Linked DNA regions of Homo sapiens: all the other regions are linked to region 2. The links are chromatin contacts, found by Hi-C or POLR2A ChIA-PET in ENCODE. All regions are on one chromosome and are shown on one strand. The core of a region is the stretch at or near the end of the contact, and the rest is flanking DNA. Distances in the headings are between cores, read along the strand shown.

What was found. Hi-C counts contacts between places; a loop is a spot of excess contacts on that map. ChIA-PET counts read pairs that join two places held with the same protein, here RNA polymerase II (POLR2A). Pooled maps may share reads with other maps.
Region 1: a map with no recorded cell type shows a loop between it and region 2 (2.7-fold over the local background). The contact joins two enhancer-like sites. A Hi-C loop is called at or near these places in 5 of 37 single-sample maps with no recorded cell type and 3 of 50 pooled maps. POLR2A ChIA-PET finds 5 or more read pairs at or near these places in 1 of 52 experiments (H1).
Region 3: a loop to region 2 is called in a map with no recorded cell type, with 2.9 times the contacts of the local background. The contact joins the promoter of SPATA24 here to the enhancer-like site in region 2. A Hi-C loop is called at or near these places in 1 of 168 maps with a recorded cell type or tissue (cardiac septum), 9 of 37 single-sample maps with no recorded cell type and 7 of 50 pooled maps. POLR2A ChIA-PET finds 5 or more read pairs at or near these places in 3 of 52 experiments (GM12878, OCI-LY7 and activated B cell).

What each region holds. Positions count from the first base shown.
Region 1 is chr5:140,036,997-140,040,536 of GRCh38, reverse strand. All of the region lies in intron 1 of NRG2 (neuregulin 2), which reads left to right. Among named protein-coding and RNA genes, the nearest start is that of NRG2, 4.5 kb to the left of the region's middle. Within about 2 kb of position 1,761, at least 6 of the 41 ENCODE cell types and tissues checked have a DNase peak (open chromatin) inside an H3K27ac peak, as active enhancers do.
Region 2 is chr5:139,662,741-139,666,171 of GRCh38, reverse strand. The region is part of intron 1 of CXXC5 (CXXC finger protein 5); the gene reads right to left. Among named protein-coding and RNA genes, the nearest start is that of CXXC5-AS1, 15 kb to the right of the region's middle. Within about 2 kb of position 1,656, at least 19 of the 41 ENCODE cell types and tissues checked have a DNase peak (open chromatin) inside an H3K27ac peak, as active enhancers do; they include GM12878 and OCI-LY7, where a contact is called at or near this core.
Region 3 is chr5:139,402,010-139,405,520 of GRCh38, reverse strand. It overlaps SPATA24 (spermatogenesis associated 24), which reads left to right and starts at 1,432. Exons shown (of 6, transcript NM_194296.2): 1 at 1,432-1,577; 2 at 2,828-2,893; 3 at 3,476-3,511. The coding sequence starts at 1,461. RefSeq lists enhancers at 922-1,494, 1,440-1,669, 1,495-2,068.

The DNA.
Region 1 (3,540 bases), core at 512-3,011, 370 kb before region 2:
TCTCTGCTCCCTTGTCTCCCTCCTCCTACTTTCTCCTTCCCCCAACACAATACACCTTATCAATTACACATTGTTTGTTCTAGTGGGTATTCAGTAGCTTAACAGTTGAATGCAGAAATCATGAAAGATTTGAGGGGCAGAAATATGGTCTGTTTCTAGGTTATGATCATCTCATATTATCAAAATAGCATGTGTAGTATAGTTCTTAAAAAGATACATTTAGAACTGCAATCACTGGTAAAGGAAGGGCCCTCACATATCACAAATTATCAAGGATCAGGAATGTGTATGGCAGTAAACATTTTAGAATGCAAAAAAAAATTGCTTTGAATTGATATTCAAAGGGAAGTATATAAATAGGTACCATTTTGGGGAGCCTTATATAAGGGGATTAGAAATTAAAGGACATATTTGTGAGACTTGTGGAATTGGTGATAATATAACAGAAGAGCATAAACTGCATTTTCTTGTTTTCTACTATGTGGTTAAAGAAAACATGTACTGGTAATGCTATATTAAATAAGGAAACAAAATCATCCTAACTAACCACAACACTGTCCTTGTGCTTAGCAGGAAATAACTAACAAATTCATTTTCTGTTTTCTATTCTAAAGAAAGCCCTCTGGGCCACAGGGTCATTGGGAACATTTTCTCCTTGGAGCAGATTTGCCCATTGCAAAATAGGGAAACTGGCACTTGGAAACTGTCGTCATGGCCGTTACATTGAGCAACTGAGGTTGCATTGTTGCTTTGTTTAGCTAGTTTCAGGTCTGAGTGTGTGTAGGTTCTGAGAGGTGTGGTTCTCTGGGAAGTCACCTAGAAAGCCCGTGGGTTTTTTTTTGGAGGGGGGCAAAATATGGAGGGATAATATTGTGTTTAAAAATTGGCCTCAGGAGCATCAATGCAGGAGGTCACACTGGACCTCTTCTTATCAGTCCTCATAAATGGCTCGTTTCCACCATGAAATGTTGACTTGAAGTCTGTGATCTAAGGTGGGGAAAGGTAGACAGGGGTCTTTCTGGAAGAGCAAGACCTGCCAGAGTGATATTTTTACATATCTAATGTGTATCATTTATCCAGAAAGAGTACATCTGGTGATAGAGTTGAGTAAAATCTTTGCATTTCTTAGAAGATTGCATTGTATGGAGGGAGGTGTTTTCTGTGCCTTCTGTGGAAAGGCGAGGAAAAAGAGTTAGAAAGGCCTTGCAGGGATTAGCAATTCTGTACAATGTTATAAAAACATCATGTTCTGCAAATAGTCCTGCATTTTAAAAGATGGTTGCATATATTTTGGTATAATTACACCCTATCTTGTTGTTTTCTTATATTCATGTTTTTAAGCAGTTTCCTTATTGAATAGATGCAGTAAATAGCATAAAAAATGAAGATCATTTCTTTCTTTGGGATTTCCTGATTAGCAGTTTTCCAGTGTATAGTGTACTTTGTTGCTACAAGGAAAGGTGTATTCCTAAGGATTTTTACATTCTTTAGGATAGTTTTAAATTAATGTGGCACCCAGATTCACATATTAGAGAAAGGTGGTTCACAAAATTCAGTATAGCAAAAGCGACTACATATTTTTTAAATGCTGTTTATTTAAAGAATCTTTTCTTCCCCAGCCAGCTGGAAACCCAGCTGTGCTGCAGCTTGAAGATGGGAAAGTGAAACTAGATTAGAAACTGACCAGTCCTAGTGATGAGGACAAGGCATGGTTGTAGATTTAACGATTGAATTACCACCCTAATGTCATTATTTCTTGTAGTGGCTGCTTTCCTCGGCAGACTGCATTCTTGGGGTAGGAACAATAGCTTATCTTTGAGGTCTTCTTTCTCCTAGTTCTCCTGCCCTGCCGCGTTTCGTACTTTGCCTGGTTTATAGAAGGACTCTCCATCAGTGTCATTTGAATGGATAAAGTCAAGTGAAGTTAAAGAAAGCCTCCAGATTAAAACTAAAACAATCTTAACTCTCTGACCTGTGACATCAAGTCCTGTGCTGAAAAGCTGAGTTTGATGATAGCCTTTACCTGTCGCTATGGGAACCTTTCTTCCGAAAGAATCATTATCAACTAGAGTACTTAACCACAATGTGCTTAATCATTGTGCTGATTAGTGTTAATGGGATTTGAGCACTGGAGAATAAAGATCTTGCTGGAAAAGACCCTCTTATTTTTTTTTCTTTTGGAAGGTAGATTACTACTTGCCCACCCCCAAATTTAAACAAAAATAAAACAACCGTCGGTTTGAATTAACAAACAGTTTGAGAGCTAGGGATGGTGGTATATTAACAATCTAGGTGACTAACTTCCTCTCGGCCCCTAATCAAAGCAAGTGTGCTTCCCCTTTACTATCCTGTTTTATCTAGGGCATTTTAATTTTATTTCCTAATATCAATTAGTTTTTTCTTTATAAAATTATATTTATATTTTTGGAGCTGTAGCACATTTATATGGCTCAAAATTCAGAAAATACATAAAAATATATGATGAAAAGTTTCCTTCTTAATCCCTGTTCTCAGCTACCCCGCTTTAAGGCTCTGTGGTAAAATATTCAGGAATAATTTATTCTTGAAGTGTGTGTTTCTCTAAAAACACAATGTTTTTCAAAGCAGTCTTTTTTTTTTTTTTTTTTTTGAGATGGAGTCTTGCTCTGTCGCCCAGGCTAGAGTGCAGTGGCACATTCTCAGCTCACTGCAACCTCCGTCTCCCTGGTTCAAGCAATTCTCCTGCCTCAGCCTCCTGAGTAGCTGGGATTACAGGCACCCGCCACCGCGCCCGATTAATTTTTGTATTTTTAGTAGAGACGGGTTTTCACCATCTTGGCCTGGCTGGCCTCGAACTCCTGACCTCGTGATCCACCCGCCTTGGCCCCCCAAAGTGCTTGGATTACAGGCGTGAGCCACCGCGCCCGGCCCAAAGTAGTCTTAAATTTTCTTTCAACAGAGGGAGAATGTTAATTTTGCCATTAAGCCAATTTTGTGGTAAATTCTTCCCAGGTAATACATATTTTCTTAACCTGGCCCAAGATCTTATCTACCTAGTTCCAGTGATCTCTGAGTCCTCTATCTCAAGTATCTATTAAAGGATCCTCTTTTCTCCTCAATACCTTACCTCACAAATATAATTCTGGACTCAGGAATGAAAATACCAACTTATTTTTCAGATACTTTGCCGTTAAGTTTTCCCTGACAATACATTGTATAAGTCTTAACTGGGATGCTCAAAGGAGAGATCCAAAGGTTTATCACTGAGATTTAGGGCTGCATCTCAACCCATACAGCAATTCTTATTGTTTCACACGCTTGGTGATCTCACAGTAGAGTCCATGTGGGAGATCACATGATTTCACAGACAAAAAGAGAAAACTCCACAGTGCATGATTGCTTTGATTTTCATTCAGAAGACAGAGACCGCAGTTGTCAATGAAGAGTTTGATTTTGACCATATTCATGCACAGCTGGTACAATCCCAGGGAATTTAGCTACCTGAATACTGTTCTGAAGTACGTTTAAAGTAACTGATTGGAACATAGTGTTAAAATTTCA
Region 2 (3,431 bases), core at 407-2,906:
ACCCACCTCTGCTCCACCCTGCTGGAGGACACTGCTGAGAAGCCGGGCAAGGCCCACCCTCTCTGAGCCTCAGTGGCTTCATCTGCACACTGGCCCGATAATGTCCTTTGAGCCCTTTGAAAAAGCCTTTGAGAATAGGTTTAGAGGTTTTCCTTGAGAAAAGGGGTTTGGAAGAACTGGTCTATTTTTGGTTGGGGGCACTTGAGACACTGGGGTCAGTGTACCATAGCAGCTTGACAACGGCTTGTTGAACACACAAACAAGTGGCCGGGTTCTTATCCTCAGCAGGTCTGGTCAACAAACCCTTCCCAGGTGCCCACTCTGGGCCAGGACACTGGTCTGCCCTTTGCTCCTCGCTGTCCATCTACCTGTTCCAGGGCTGCCCAGCCAGGTCACCGGGGTCCCTCTGCCCAGCTTGCCCGGAAGCTGCACGTCTCCAGTGGGTCAGCACTGACGTCAGCAAGACTGGCCGGGCGTGGAGCCCGCCACCTCCGGAACCACCAATTAATTAACTTTTTCAAATTAATTTCCCAAGCAAAATTCCATAATTACATCTGTCTCCATCAGCCCAAGCTGGGCAGGCAAGAGGACCCTGCAATGAGATGGAATGTGGTGTAAGGGGGTGGCCATAACAGCCCTGGGACCAGGTCAGAGAGGCCACTGGGGGTTAGGTTTTACCACAGTTGGGCACTGGCCTGGCATCCTTATGGATGCTATCTGGGAAAGGAGGGGGCTGAGAGACCAGAGCATTCCAGCAAGGAGGTGGGGGCTCTGGGAGACCCATGGCCGGCCCAGCTCATCCCGGTGCCCCCATCCCCCACCCCGGTGCCCCTAAACCACAGCGGGTCTTGGCATGGCCCAGTAGCAGCACAAGCACCGCGAGGCTGAGGAGGCCGCGGCTGCGGCGTTCTAATTTCCCAAAGGGGCTGAGATTAATTAGCTCACACACAGGCGCAGAGAGGGAGAGGAGAGTGGGAGCAGGAGCGGGCAGCGTCAGGCGAGGAGCTGGCTGGCACTCCCCCCTGCCCGCCCAGCAGGCAGTTGGCGGCCTTGACAGCCTGGGTGCTCTGAAGGTCAGTGGCCAAGCTGGCTGAGCCAGCAGATTGGCACCATCTCCTTCCCAGAATCCTCAAGACCAAGGCTGGGGTACAGTGACCAGGAGGATAGTCTGGGGGGAAGGGCTCCGCTGTCACCACACTCTATCAGTTCTGTGCCATGTGCTCTGTCCACATCATCTTGTTTGATGGTCACAGCAACCCACAGAGGTAGGCATCATGATTCTCCCATTTTGCAGATGAGGACACTGAGGCTCAGAGCTGAGTGGGGCACTGGTGTGGGTCAAGGTCAAGCAAGTGTGGACAGTGGAGGTGAGGCTGAAAAGAAGGCTGGCCCAACTCTAGAGCCCACACTTCTTCCCCTGGACCCCTGTGCAGGTGTCAGGGCTACAGGAGCTCTGGGCCTGGGGGACTGGAACACCAGTCACAAAGCTCCTAAGTGTGTCTGTCTGCGGGGAATGAACTTACCCCTGCCTCAGAGAGCACGCAGGGCAGACTCGCACAGTCATTTCACAGATGAAGAAACTGAGACCAGAAAGGGGAAATGATCTGAGGCTGGGACTAGCCTCTAGTAAAGTCAACCCGATGAAGTGACCTTTAGTGAGCCCTGACCCAGGGCCATGCAGCGCCTGGTGCTAAGTGACACACGGACCACGGGATGGGGGGTCATTGTGGCTATGTCCCTGTATACCAAAGAGGAAGTGCCAGCTCAAGGGCACTTGCTCAACTCCTCCCTGCAGGGTGCCCAGGAGAGGGAAATGGAGCCCCTGGGGAGGGGGTGGAGGAGGTGCGCAACCCTGACCAGGCCCCGAGGCAGCTTCCACAGGCCTAACCATGGAGTTTCCCAGAACCTGTCTGCAGGAAGAACCCAGAAACCCCAAGGGGCATCCATCTGCTCCTCAGGGGATCCCCCACCCACCCATCCACCCTCCTCCCTGGAGTTAAGGGGTTAGGTTAGCAGTTCCAATGCTCTTAGGTTCAAACCTGGAAAGTGCCTTGAGATAGCAGAGGGACCTAGGAGAGTTAAGGAGCTGGGCATGGGGGAGGGGGCTGGCTCAACTAGGAACACTACACATCTTGTGTGTAATGGGGCGAGGGGAGCCCCTCATCTCAGAGACACAGGCTCAGGCCATGCCAGGGTCCAAGTGGGGCTTTGGAGTCAGGATTCCTCTCCTAGCTCTGCAGCCTCCAGCCTAGGTGACCTCAGACAGGTTGCTGACCCTCGCTGAGCCCAACCCCTAGCCAGTGAAATGCAGCCGCTGACAGCCCCCACCTCGTCAGGTCCTGGAGAGGACCTATGTGAAGGGGTCAGTGTAGCGTCCACATGCAGTAGGTGCTCAACTAAGGATAGCCATGTTGTTGTTTTTACTGTCCACATCTGCCAGCATAAGTGTGAACGTCACGGACAAGTCAGGCCAGGCGTGTTGGGTAACCCAGGTCATGGCCCTGGTTCTCTCACCATTTGCTTTTGAGCTCTGAGGCAATCCTTCATGCCTCAGTTTCCCCAGCCCCAAATACAAAGCATTCCCCGTCTAGCCTGCAGGACCATGGGGGGATGGACATGTGGTAGAAGCCTGAAGGTTACAACGAGGGTAGCACCCCACTGGCCAGGCTTGCATCTCCTCTTCTGCCCAAAGGAAGAAGGCCTACCTACACTTCTAGACAGCCTTTCCTCCTACCTCCCTCGCCCTCAGCCCTGCCAGCTCATGTCGGCTCTTCTTAGATCTCCCACAGCCCTGACAGCCCTGCCACAAAGGCACATCCCAAGCCTCTCGCCACCCTGCAAAGGCTCCATTTGCCACCTGGAAGTCCCTGCTCAAGTCTAACATATAGCCTTGCTGTGTGAGCATAGGGGGTGGGAGACAGAGAAAGCCTTGAAACTACAGTCGGCTCTCTCTGCTCCCTCTGATATTAGGAAGCCTCCAGGATTTTCCACCCAACACCCATGGGTTCCTTTGCCCTGGGTCCAACCCATTCCCATCCCTCCCCCAACCCCTGGCCCCCAGCTCAGCCTCTTCACTCAGGTACCTCAGCATCCCCATCTGAGAACAGCCCTAGAGAAGGCTAAATCCAAGACATTCTAATTAAGGAGCCCTTGTTGTGGGATGCCACCCCCAGAAAAATGCCAGGTCTAGTGGAGCAGGTGGAGGGGCATGCTCGCCTGGAGATCCAGGTGACATAATGAGAACTGATGACAACACACCCCACCATCTACTTCAGGTCCTGCGGTTTTGAGACAGAGATGAGAGTCATACCGATCTCACAGGTGACAAACATGAGGTCAGAGAGGTGAGCAGACTGGCCCATGATTACATAGCAGGCAGCGACCAAGCCAGGTGTGGAGCCCAGGCCTGTCCAACTCCAGAGTCCGCGGCA
Region 3 (3,511 bases), core at 183-2,682, 260 kb after region 2:
GCTTGAATGACTTACCCTGAGCTTTCTGCCTCCTTTCATAGTCACTGGTAACTTTTTTTCCAAACTCCTTGTTAGTATAGTCATTTCCTACTTGGGGGTATCAAATTCCATAACTTCCACCCATGACGTGCAACACAAATGCAGCACAACATCCTGGTTAAGAACATGAACTCCAGGCCCAGCGCGGTGGCTCATGCCTGTAATCCCAGCACTTTGGGAGGCCGAGGCAGGCGGATCACCTGAGGTCAGGAGTTCGAGACCAGCCTGGCCAACATGGTGAAACCCCGTATCTACTAAAAATAAGAAAATTAGCCAGGCGTGGTGGCGGGCGCCTGTAATCCCAGCTACTTGGGAGGCTGAGGCAGAAGAATCCCTTAAACCCGGAAGGTGAAGTTTGCAGTGAGCCGAGATCACGTCCCTGCACTCCAGCCTGGGCGACAGAGCGAGACTACATCTCAAAAAACAAACAAACAAAAACACGGACCCTGGAACCAAACTGCCCATAGCAGAACTCCGTTCCACAACTTACTAGAGTGACCTTGGGCAAGTTATTCATTCTCATTCTCATAGAGCCTAGGTAAAAAGGGGCTGATAGGAGTTCCATGAGGGTCACATGAAATAATATAAACATAACGGTGCCACGAAATAGTGAACACAATATATATTCGCTCTGATGTTCTCCAAACCTAATCTTATTTGGGTTTCCAAGAAAAAAAAAAAAGCCTTCAATAGAGACTTGGTGAGTGTGCGTAATCACCGTATCCTTCCCTGACTTCATTTTACTAAACTCTCCTCCTTCAAGCCCTCTTCAGTCCTCCTAATCTCTTCAGGGTCCTCCTCCTCGGGTGGTGGCACATGACTCTAGTGCAGACTCTAGTGCCCAGAGCCTGGTATCAGAGTATGAAGACTTTGATCTCAGGTGTAGCCATTCTCATTTTTTATCTTCGTCTATCTTCCGTGCTTAGGCTTAGGACCCCTAAGTACTAAGTGTGTTCCAGGAGGCTGGAATCTCATACAATGGAGGAAATTTGGAGATTAGGATAAAGATTTGGAGAAAGAGGCATGAGAAGCTAAAGATGCAGGAGTTGCCTATGCTGGCTCTTGCTTCGTGGTCATGCAGTTTAACAGGCCCTGGGTGAAGGCTGAGGGCTGCTGTTTTGAGTGTTGCCTGCTCGCAGGCAAGGAAAGTACAAGCCGGGCCCTGCCGGCTTCTCAGGACTGCGTGAGAAACAGAAGACGCAATAAAAGCGCAATTTCCTGTAAACTTAAATGCCTTAAGGGTTGTCAGCAGTTTCCCCGCTCCAGGCGGCTCCTTTAAGAGGCGGCCCCTCGCCCCGCTAACATAGGAAGTCCCCGCCCCCCGTTGCCAGGGTGCTCTGTGGCGTCGCATTCTCATTGGTGGGCGACGGCGAGGATCACCCCCGAGGCAGCCATTTCCAACTAGCTGGCGGGGGCGGAAGATGGCGACGCCCCTCGGGTGGTCGAAGGCGGGGTCAGGATCTGTGTGTCTCGCTTTAGATCAACTGCGGGACGTGATTGAGTCTCAGGAGGAACTAATCCACCAGCTGAGGAACGTGGTATGCAGCCAGAGGAGTTTGGGGAGAGGCGGGGCCGGATGCCTCACTGGTGGGGGCGGGGCCAGAACCTGTTCCGATGCGGGGGCCGTGGCTAGAACGCATGGCCCATGGCGTCATCAGGAGGAGGCCGGGCTCAGTCGGTAGGGGTGGAGCCAAAAAGGGGCGGACCTTCCTGAACCAGGGAATTTTAACTAAAATCAAGCCATATTCTCCCTTCCGTTTGCCTGGTTGCTGCAAGAGCTGGTAGAGAGTCCCTGAGCCTCAGTTTCCCCATTTTCAGTGGAGATGACGTCACTGAGTTCCCATGGCCCTCCTGTGCAGGCAGAGAAACTGTCATCCCTTCTATTATGGACACCATTCCCGAGAGTCAAAGGCAGTGCCGTGTTGAATGCAGTAAGCGCAGATTTGGCCCTTGCCAGCGCTAACTTAGGGGCCTCCAAGAACTTTACATGCCTTAGCTTTTGCCTTCTCAATCAAACCCCAGCTAATGGGTGCAAAGCATTGCAGTCACAGATTACCTGGGTAGGCATGATAGAATCCTGGCCATCTGGAGTTCATGGTTTTTCTGGTTTTGTTTTCCTGTCTTGATAAGAAGGTTAGGATGTATCTCCATCTCAGAAATAAAACTGGCTTCACATCTACTTCTCATTCTAAGTTGTTCTTAGACAATTTCTTCCCTTCTGGGAAGTTGAATGTGGGGGAAAGGGGAGAGAGACCTGTCCTATTTGCTACCCTAATGCTCTCATTCAACAAAATATATGGAGCTCTAGGCACTGAATTGCCTTTGATTCCCTGAAGGTACCCAGGTCTTCCTCTTGGCAGCTGACCTTGGCATGTGTGTCCCCACCATCCAGAGTGCTTTTCTCTCTATCCCTCTTCTGGCCCACCCTATATAGCAGTCAGATCTCAGGTCTAACATCCCCTTCTCCGGAAGTGATTCTGACCCTTCCCCAGGCTGGGTTGGGGCCTCCTCTGAGCCCCAGATCCCCTTATGTCTCCCCATCAAGGCACACAACATGTTAGAAGTGCTAACTGTGGACTGCCTCCTCCATGAGACTGGCTGCTCCTTGAGGGCAGCACTTAGAGCTGAGTCTCAGTTTATCTGTGGAACTGAATTCTCCCTTCCCAAGGCCTCAGTCTCATCCTAGGTACCACGAGCATCATCCTGTTATCCGCTTTTGGTCCTGGTCCCTAGAGGGCGCCCCTTCTACTCCAGCCCCAGGCCCTCCCTCAGCCAGGCTCTGTTGCAGATGGTTCTCCAGGACGAAAATTTTGTCAGTAAAGAAGAGTTCCAGGCAGTGGAGAAGAAGCTGGTGGTAAGTAATGGCCTCTGCGGTCTCCTAATCTTCCCCCGTTTCCCAGGATCCCTGTGGTTAGGCAGGCTCATTAAGTATTAGCCTCTGATGGGTGCAGTGGCTCACAACTGTAGTCCCAGCTCTTTGGGAGGCCAAGGCGGGCAAATCACTTGAGGTCAGGAGTTCGAGACCAGCCTGGCCAACATGGTGAAACCCTGTCTCTACTAAAAATACAAAAAAATATATATATACATATATATATATTAGCCAAGCATGCGTGGTGGCAGGCGCCTGTAATCCCAGCTACTTGGGAGGCTGAGACAGGAGAATTGGCTTGAACCCAGGAGGTGGAGGTTGCACTGAGCTGAGATCATGCCACTGCACTCCAGCCTGTGCAACAGAGTGAGACTCTGTCTAAAAAAAAAAAGAAAAAAGAAAAAAGAAAGGTCGGCCTCTGAGAACCTCCAGCCCCTGTAGCAAGGTGGCCAGAATCTCCCTGTGCTCTGGCTTCTGTGTGTCCCTCTGAGAAGGGGGGCTGGTTAAGGGAGTCTAGGAGACCCAAGGCGGCCTAGGGTAATGAGGTGACTGCTGCTGCCCCTGCAGGAAGAGAAAGCTGCCCATGCCAAAACCAAGGTCCTC